2 separate regions of the Mus musculus genome follow, and region 2 is linked to region 1. A link is a contact called in ENCODE POLR2A ChIA-PET data. All regions are on one chromosome and are shown on one strand. The core of a region is the stretch at or near the end of the contact, and the rest is flanking DNA. Distances in the headings are between cores, read along the strand shown.

Evidence for each region. ChIA-PET counts read pairs that join two places held with the same protein, here RNA polymerase II (POLR2A).
Region 2: POLR2A ChIA-PET joins it to region 1 with 24 read pairs in Patski. The contact joins the promoter of 2210408F21Rik here to the enhancer-like site in region 1. POLR2A ChIA-PET finds 5 or more read pairs at or near these places in 2 of 5 experiments (Patski and embryonic stem cell).

What each region holds. Positions count from the first base shown.
Region 1 is chr6:31,085,999-31,090,525 of GRCm38, forward strand. No RefSeq gene overlaps it. Among named protein-coding and RNA genes, the nearest start is that of Mir29b-1, 25 kb to the left of the region's middle. Within about 2 kb of position 2,654, at least 1 of the 3 ENCODE cell types and tissues checked has a DNase peak (open chromatin) inside an H3K27ac peak, as active enhancers do.
Region 2 is chr6:31,217,966-31,222,492 of GRCm38, forward strand. It overlaps 2210408F21Rik (RIKEN cDNA 2210408F21 gene), which reads left to right and starts at 2,386. Exons shown (of 6, transcript NR_040262.1): 1 at 2,386-2,554. Lncpint (long non-protein coding RNA, Trp53 induced transcript) reads right to left here and starts at 509. Exons shown (of 4, transcript NR_110471.1): 1 at 109-509.

The DNA of each region.
Region 1 (4,527 bases), core at 1,404-3,903:
TCGTTATCTTTTCCTAGAAGGGTGCAATTTCTGTTGATTGTGCATCAGCACTTCACAATCGCTGAACATTTTCCTCTGAATGTGACTCCAACCGAGTACACTGAGCCTGGCGGACTCATCTGCCCCTCTTAACCTCTGTGGCACGTCCATGTCTTCTTTTTCCACAATGGCCCCATGGTACTGGTTTCAATGCAACTCATGAGCTCAAAGGGCTGGATTTATTTTTTCCAGACACTGTTCCTTTTGTTCTCAACCACCTCCTCATATGCTTCTCCCACCACGTTTCTTCCAGGCGTGTAACCACCTCTCCAATTTGTTATGAATGACACCTTCAAGTTCAAGTGACCCTACCTGATTTGGTGGCACACACAAAAAGTGGTTATGAATCCTTAGCTCTCTACCCAAAGTCATACTCCTTTATAGATGCGCCTGGCTAATCGGACAGGGATTCTGGGCTCCACACGTGACCATCCTGAGGGTATCAACCACTCTCTATTACTTACTTAGTCGTGTGTTCTCCACCCTTGTGTCTTTTCCTCTGGCTCTGTATTTCCACCCAGCAGCCACATGGAGTGACTTCTGGCCTGGCTGTTTCCTGCTTTTAACAGCAGTTCTTTGGGAAGTCTAACTGCCCAGAAGGGTAAGCCCCCCCCCCCCCAACCCCCTGAGAGTGCAACCCAGCCTCCTATACCTGCTGCATCTGGAGAGGGGTCTCCATTTCTGTGGATGCCTCCATGTGCAAGCAAAAGTGTAATGACGTGGTTAAAGGATTCGTGGCTTCTATCAGCATCTTGGGGTGGGGGGTGGGGAGGGAGGGCTAGAATCTAGAACAGATTGATAACTCTAACTCTGCAGCGTTAGGACATAACAGTATACTAAACAGACATGACCCAATAGACTGTACCCTCTACTCAGCCCCTTGGTGGGAGAGTAAGAACGCCCACAGCCGTCACCTAACAAGCATCCCTTACACTAATTAAGGATATGATCTGGACATGGGATCAGGAGGAGGCAGTCAGCACAGCTAACCCAGAGAGTAGCATACACATCTTCAGGGCTATCTTCTCTAAGTCTGCTCTTACACGGGACCAAAGCACTTTCTTTGTTCTCTTCTGAGGTTTATTTACTAGCACTGGTGAGAAAGAAAAGCACCAGGAATCACAAGTCTCTGCACACAGACATGTCACTTCCTCAAATGTGCATCTTACGGATCTACCTCACGTTTCGCTTTAAATAATAAAACTACAACTTCATTTTTATGTATATGCTATAAAAACAAACAAAAAAATCTTAATTCTTAGCTCCCATGGTTATCTGTAGGTCATGTGTGCTTCTGTAGTCAGGATCACACACAGAGTCCTCTTCATAGTAAATGTGAAATGTGTTACACACACGACAACCAGCAAAGATAGTTCTTTGAAGCTCTTCCTTTGATGAAATGCCATTTATAAGTTTTTAAGCAAGAATCAGTGAGCTTCAAAAAAAATACTCACGGTTGAACGGTCACCCAAGGATCCCCAAGTGCAGGCTGGGCTTGTCCTGGAAGCAGAGGACTGAATTCCACAGGAGAGCCAAGAGCGGGCCAGCAGAAAGCATGAATGCTAGCAGCACCTTCCTCCAGCCCATCACAATCCCAGGCTGAGACCCTGCAGTCCTGAACAGCGACAATAAAACCACATTAGGTTGTTTTCCCAATTCCTACGAAATGAGTCAGTAGGTCAAACAACTGATCCACTTGAGAGAACAATCCCTGCAGCTACACTCCCCGCTTCCAGTAACTGGGCTCATTCTCTCTGCCCTGCACAAAGTGCTCCCACTAACCCAGGAGCCCATGGGGCCTGGCAGACCCAGAGTGGGTACTGTCAGATAGTCAGTCTCTGCTGGGGTTAGCATCCTCCTTGGACAGAGGCTACTGCTAGTAGTGCCATACAGCTTCCTCAGAGTTACAGAAAAACTTCTCTGTTAAGACCCTAAGTCATTTATCTCCTTCACACCAAAGAAGGGTCTTAGTGCTTAAAACAGAAACCCAATAGTTACCCCTCTGAAAGCTCCCCCTAAAACAAATAAAACCACTTCCTTCTGCAAAAATACCTTCTCCTCCTCAAAAGATCTCCATATTCAGAAGACAGAGTGGTAATTCAATCATCCACACTGTTCAAACACACCCCAGGGTCCTCCTGCTGCTCGGCAGAACCATCCACTGGGCTTCAGGAAGCAGAAGTGTGTAAGAGCTGCCAGCAGTCTTTTAAATCCACGGCTCAAGTTGCTGAACACCTTGGGAAACTACCACCTACTCACCCAGAGGAGAGCTGATTCAAATAGTAACCTTCTGCATTGGAAACCACCAGCTACTACTGCTGAGAGGTCCGTAATTCCAAGAACTCATCCAAACAGGCAGATCTAAGGACACACAGCTCGACACACAGGGCTAGGTCAGCTGTGACAGCTCTTCAGTGGGAGACTTTTGCTTTCTGAATCCACAGGGCTTACTTACTTTCTTTTCTTTTTAAAGACAAGGTCTCATTTTCATCTTGAGAAAATGTCTGATCAAGCCACCAACTGAAAACCTGCCATTATAAACGAGAGATTTCACAATGCTCATTCCAAAATCTGCGGCTATTCATTTCTGGAAGTGACTCACTGAGAAAGGACGGCTGTTGGGGGTGGGAGGGAGAGATCATTTTTAGGAGACCGCCTGCACTCTGAGAACTGAGCAGAAACCCCACGGTGGCTACCACGTGTGTGGAGCGACCCCAGCTCAGCTCTGAGTCACACCCCCCCCCCCAATCCAGATGACACGCCATGACCAGTCTCCTCGTGAAAGCCACGGTGGACAAAAAGCCCTTTGGGCTGTGCACCCACCCTCATGGCTGCCTCTCGGGGCTATTTTCACATAAATCAGGAGGGAGGCAGCAGCATTTGCCACCTGTCAGGACTGACTCCGCGGCTGGTGAGTAACCAGCCACCGAGTCCCACTTCCTGTGACTATTTCCAAAAGACCCCATGCTATTTCCTTCAGGAAAATACGAAGTGCAAAGCAGAGCTACGGGAAGGAGAGACAGCCCCAAGAGCAAAGCTAAAAGCCTGCAATGTGATCGCTGTTTACCCAGCCACGCCTAGTTTTAATTTGGTTTCCCAACCCCTGTGTAATTAAGACTGCCAAAGAGAATAGCATTTGGGGTGGGGGTGGAGGGTGAGATCCACAAATGCTTAGACCTTCTGAGTGCGTGACCAGAAAAGCAATTGTAAGACTCAAGAGAACCCATCTGAAGCTGACTGGAGCATTAACCCTTGCAGGAGAGAGAAAGTTGGTTTTGTTTATTCCCAAATTTCAAACATGAAATCCTCTTTCCTCCCAGATGGCATTAAACAGAGTCTACTGCCACTCCCTAGGTTCGTAGAAGGAACCATTTTCAGAGCCGTTTATGGGACAGTCACGTTAACAGCAGCGCACACGTCATCCAACACTAAGGTGTCCTTTGAAGCTGCCATTGAAGTATGGTGTTTGGTGTTTTGCCAAACCTATTAGTTTATGCCAGGAAGAAGGGTATAGGAGCTCCTGACGGCAGGCTGCTCAGATGCATGGGGAAGGTAGAGTATCAGTCGTGGCAGGGTTTCTTTCTGAGGACACCATGCATGCTGGAGAAAGGCAGCCTTTTCCTAAGAGCTCGCCCTTGCCTTACATGGTCCAGCTGAGAATGAGCCTTCATTCTGGGTGAGGGGAGGGTGGGGGGAACCGGTGGGGGGAGGGTGTGTGTCAATGCCAGAGGAGGGTACACAAGCCTCTGCAATCGACAACTTCGGAGTAGAGACAGAGCAAGTCCTTCCTGGTTTTGTTTCAGCGCCTTTGGATGTTTTGGCCTGACTCTCTTCTTTCTTGTTTTTGGATACTAAGAAGGGACATGCTGTTTTGAACATTTTTACAAATGGTCATGTTGTTGATGTTGCTGCTGCTTGCCTTTGGCAGCACTGGGGACTGGACTCAGGGCTTCACACAGGTTAGGCAAGTCGCTCTCTATGGGGCTATATCCACAGGCCATCAGACTGATACTGGGAACCATTTGCATAATGTGAACATATTTCACCAGTTATAACTGGAGATGAGAATACACACTCACCCTGCTGCCCTCACCTTTGAGACCTTATGGTTGTCCTCAGTGAGAGAGCATGAGTCTACAAGTCCTGCTGCTGCTATGCTGGTGGGAGGAAGGACGTTGACTGGTATTCTGAGCACTGCTCAAATGCTTGGATAGCTCATTTCCCATCTTGCCAACAGGAAGCCTCCCTCCCCTAGTGTCACACACATACCAGGTTCAAATCTCAAGGGTGGTGCGTGTGGCTAGTCCCGTCCTCTCTGACTGCCGACGGAACAGTCCTGGGAGGTCAGTCCTGAAGTATTGGATAGGGGGGAAGGGAACATAAAGCCAAACTAGAAGGCCATGAAGCAGAAGCTAAGGAGGGGCACAGGGGACACATGCCAAGCAGATGGTGGCTTTGGAGGTCACTGCTGTCCTTGAGAGATGTGCT
Region 2 (4,527 bases), core at 1,136-3,635, 130 kb after region 1:
CTCACCGAGAGTGCGGGGACGCTTTTTCCACCCCCAAGGTGGGAGTTGAGCACCAAATCCTGTCCCCAAGTCCTGCTGGACCCGTTTTCCCCACCCTAAAGAACTTACCTTGAGGCTGAACACTACACCGCTTTGCTCTCTTTTCTGGTTCCTTCCTCTGGAGTGAGGAGGAAAATGATGCGCACGTAGATTCCGAGAGCGTATTCTTCTAGAATTTTCCCATGATGGTTGGTGGGGAGCGATGGGGACTCTGAGACAGGTGCGGGGCTGCCGGCTAAAAGTTGCTCAGCGCACCACGGTGGGCGACAGGGTCCCCGGAGCGGGCGGAGGACCCCCACTCTCTGTCCCTGGCGTCGCCCACTTGTCACGCCAGGCTGCTGCGTGCGCTCGGCTGCAGAGGAGGTGGCGTAGTTTCTCTTTCTCCCACCTCTTCTCACTTGTTTTGTAGCCGTGGGCTCCCCTAATGCTTTCCTCTCCACAATGTTGTTTCATTATATCATGTCCATCATGTGACACCGGAGAGGCCTCTCTATGGAAACTTAAAGGGGCTCCCACGTGACTGCAGCAGCAACAACAGCAGCAGGACCGCCGGCGGCGGCGGCGGCAGCATTTGTACCACCACCCACCAGGAGCCCCTCGAAGCATCCCGAAGGGGCTTGTGGCGCTGCGAAAGCCCAGATAAGGGAGCCACTGCATCCGGGAGCTATGGCGTCGGTGCGTGCGTGGAGCCAGTGCTCATTACACAGCAAGCGGAACAGGAGCGTCCTTAAATCCTTTCCTGCAGTCACCAAGCCCACGCTCTGTTAAAATGACATTTCGTGGTTCCTACTTTATTTTCCCCCAAGAGCTGTGAGTTCCCTATCAGGCCTGATTAAATTTTACAAAGTCAAAAAGAAAAGCCAGATTTGCCCTCTCAGTGAGCTCACTCGCAGATCGTTGGTAGAACAGAAATGCCCAGAAAATAACAACCAGAACCGGGCATTTGGTCCATAATTACCATCACTACCAGTTTCGGAGCTTTCTGGAATTACATTCCTCCGGTAACTGTTGATGATGCTCTCAAGAGGCAAAATGCAAGGCAGTTTTTCTCTTCCGCGGCTATATTAGGGCTTTGTTGCTGACAACAGTAAAAACTTGTTTGTGTCAGGAAGTGAGGTATGAAGCCATGACCTGTAAGGTACAGACAAAACCAAAGTGGCAGTTTGGGCACTACTTTTCTGACCACATTCTTCCAAATGGTGACAAGATGACTGCCATAAAATGCGTGCTTGGTTGGAAATAAGATGATCAGGGAAACATGCTTATCCCTTAATCATACTGTGCATGCTACACACTAGAAATTATATATACATATATATGCGTGTGTGTGGACAGAGCGCAAACGTGCATTTTCCTGATATTCCAAACCACCAATTCTGTCCCCACTGCTAGCATTTAACTTAAGTATTAGCGTTTAAAGGCTTATTCGTGTCTAGTGATGTATGGAAACTAAGTTTGAAGTCCTTAGTCTTAATGACTTGCAATGTATGTGTGTGCAAGGTGTGTGGGGGGGGGGGTCTACTTCGAATCGCAATTCTCTGTCTCTACATTTTTATGTACCATGGAAAAACATCCTATAAGTAAAATCTATGATTAAATTGCTATTTTTCTGTTGGTTCACACTTTTCCGTCTTTATAAGGAAAACGGGGTTGGCAGAATTGTGGAAAAAGGATAAGAAAACACTAACTCAGTAACTGAGGAGTGGGATGGGAGAGGACCAACATTCCGGCCTGGCCTTGATTATCCGTCTCTCTCCATCACTTATGAATGCATTAGGTCTCCCTCTAATTCTAACACCCATCCTTATGGCCTTCTAACCTCAAGTCTAATTCTTTCATCCTTTTAACCCTCTTTTGCCTGGACCGCCCAGCTCAGGCTCTTTGCTTATGTACCCAGCTCAGGCCTTCCCAAATACTTAACCCCACCACCACCAGCAGCAGCAGCAGCAGGAAGAAGCAGCTGGTTCTCTTCTCAGCAACCTTACCCCCTTACCTCTCTTTGACCTCCTTTAATCTCCTCCACAGCCTGGCCCTTGACTTCACAGATTCCTCTTACCTTTCTTCACCTGAAATGGCCTGCCCTTTACTGGGGTCTCCTTTACCCCTCCTCTCTGGTCCCATCCCTTCTGCGGGCGAACCCCAGCATTCCTCCACGGCTCGGCCTGGTCAGCTTGAACCACATTTTGTCGGCTTGCCCTGGGCAAAGAGGGAGTTTATGGTGGAAAGTGGGTCCAAGACTACCCCTGGGTTAGACCCCTGCCTTGCCCCATCCGCTCCTCCCAAGCCCTGGTTGCGGCGCTTCCTGGGCGGATGGTTTGGACTTGCTGCTGCAGCTGCGGTTCTGCTGTGTCATGCAAGAAGGAGGCGGCGGCGGCGGCCGGAGCTGGAGGGGGAGGAGGGGAGGAACCTGATCCTCGGTAGCGAAGGGCTGGAGGCAAACACCGAGCTCCCCCTGAGCCGCCTGGGAGCAGGGAGGGTTCTGCTACCCTGAGGGGCCCTCCCCGCGGGGCAGAGGGTAAGTGGGGAGGCGCAGGTGGTCGCCTTGGGAAGGGAGCGCGCAGGGGGGTTAGGTGGGACGGCGGGACCGCTAGGAGCTACCCGAGCCCCAAGGAGTCAAGTGTCCGACTAATAGGAGCCCAGGCTATAGAAGAGTTGGTCTGCCAGTAGCAGCAAGAACTATTTGCCTAATGACAGTTGTCCTTAGCCACACGGTGGGTGGAGTTGTAGATCCCGAACTCAGGACCCATCTAAAGGCAATGATTCACGGTTGCAGGAACTTAATCCCAGCAGCCCTGGCGCTGTAGGACACCCTTGAAATGAAAAGGCCAACACACCCCAGGTTCCTCTAGCCTTTCTGGACTTTCTGGGTTGTCTTCTTCAAATCTAGGGGAAAGGCTGGGAAACTGGCCCAACCCCACTTTAGCCACAAAAATAACGCTCTTGGCCGGTGGCCCTAGACAAGCAGCCTCTGGTGCAATTAAACAATCAATAGGAAAAAGCCCACCCTCCTCCCTTCTTCACCAGCTCCTTCCACCAAGGTAATTCATGGGGCTTAAAGGAGAAAGAAAATGTGGTATATGTTGCCCTATCCAAGCTGTCAGTCAGTCTGCCACTACACAAATGGCCACCTGTACACTCCAGGGTTCACCCTGCCTTCAGAGGGATGCTTGTGAGAGACACAACAATACTGCTCCAGGTAGCAAGAGGAGACCACCTTAAACTCCCGACAATTTCACCTCCATTGCCCCTTCTCCCCCCTCCCCCGCCCCCCAGGGGAATTGGAAACCTAGACTTGAGAGCAATGAACTGTAGAGACAGGCTGGGCACATAGGAACACTGCTCTTTCACCTGCCCGCAGTTCTCAGGACAGCAATTATTGTTATTATTATTATTATTATTATTATTATTATTATTATCTTATGTTCCTTTCCATGTCCCTCCTGGAAATCTCAAGAAGCACTTTCTGGAACGTTTTAATGTCAGTCGTACATTTAGAAGTAGGGGTTGAGGGGATTAACGGAAAGGCTAATGACTGTCTCAAAAGCACATGCGGTTGCTAGGGAACTCATGCTCGTCCCTGCTCTCTAATCACCAGTGCGTTCCAGGGAAATCAAACTGCTCGGGGTGTTATTAAAATGAACGGCATTTGGTTGAAGGCTTCTTTGCTTATGTTGTAGCATCCTGGATTGTTATCGATTGCCTCACACCCACATACCTTGTTTTCCTAATTTGATTTCTGTATTTGCGTCACTGCCAGGGACACTCAGACTAGACCAGTCAGGTTCACTTCCTGTTTCTCAGAACTGGTTTATATTTGGTCTCTGTGCTCTAGCTGGTAAGACATTATCACGCTGATCCTCTTGGAAAGGAATCTTTGCTTTCCGTTGACAACAAATTATCCCAATTAAATGCTAATTCTCGTGGAAAACGTCATTGTAGGAGGGTTAAGGCACTACTGGGATACTTTATTAGCCATTTGAGAAAGCCATTCTTAACATGTAAAGCAAGAAAAACCCATCCCCCCTCCTGCCCCCCCCCAAAAGAAACTTCATTCCCCAGCTTTGGAACTAAAACAAACTCAAGAAGAGAAAATATTTAAATATGATGTTTCCAAAATGAAGCATACAGAAGTACACATTGAAGCTGGAGGAATCATTTGACTAAATAAGGCGTAGAATTGAATTCATTCCAGGCCCAGGAAGGACAAATAAGCGTGGGTTGGCATTGTGGCCCGGAGAGTACAAAGTGTGACTGAGAGGCTACTTTACAAATAGGAAATCCCATCACCTTGTGAACTAAATGTCTCCTTTACTGATTCCCCTATGTCCCTGATAAGGCAGCCTTGCTTTTTATATTTTTGCTTCGAGTTCCTTCCTCTTTATAACAAGAATATCACCAAGGCAATAGCAGAAAGATAAGACTATGTAAATAAGTAGGTTCTGATGGAGATAATTTGTTTGATGAAAAATAAAGCACACATGGCATTGA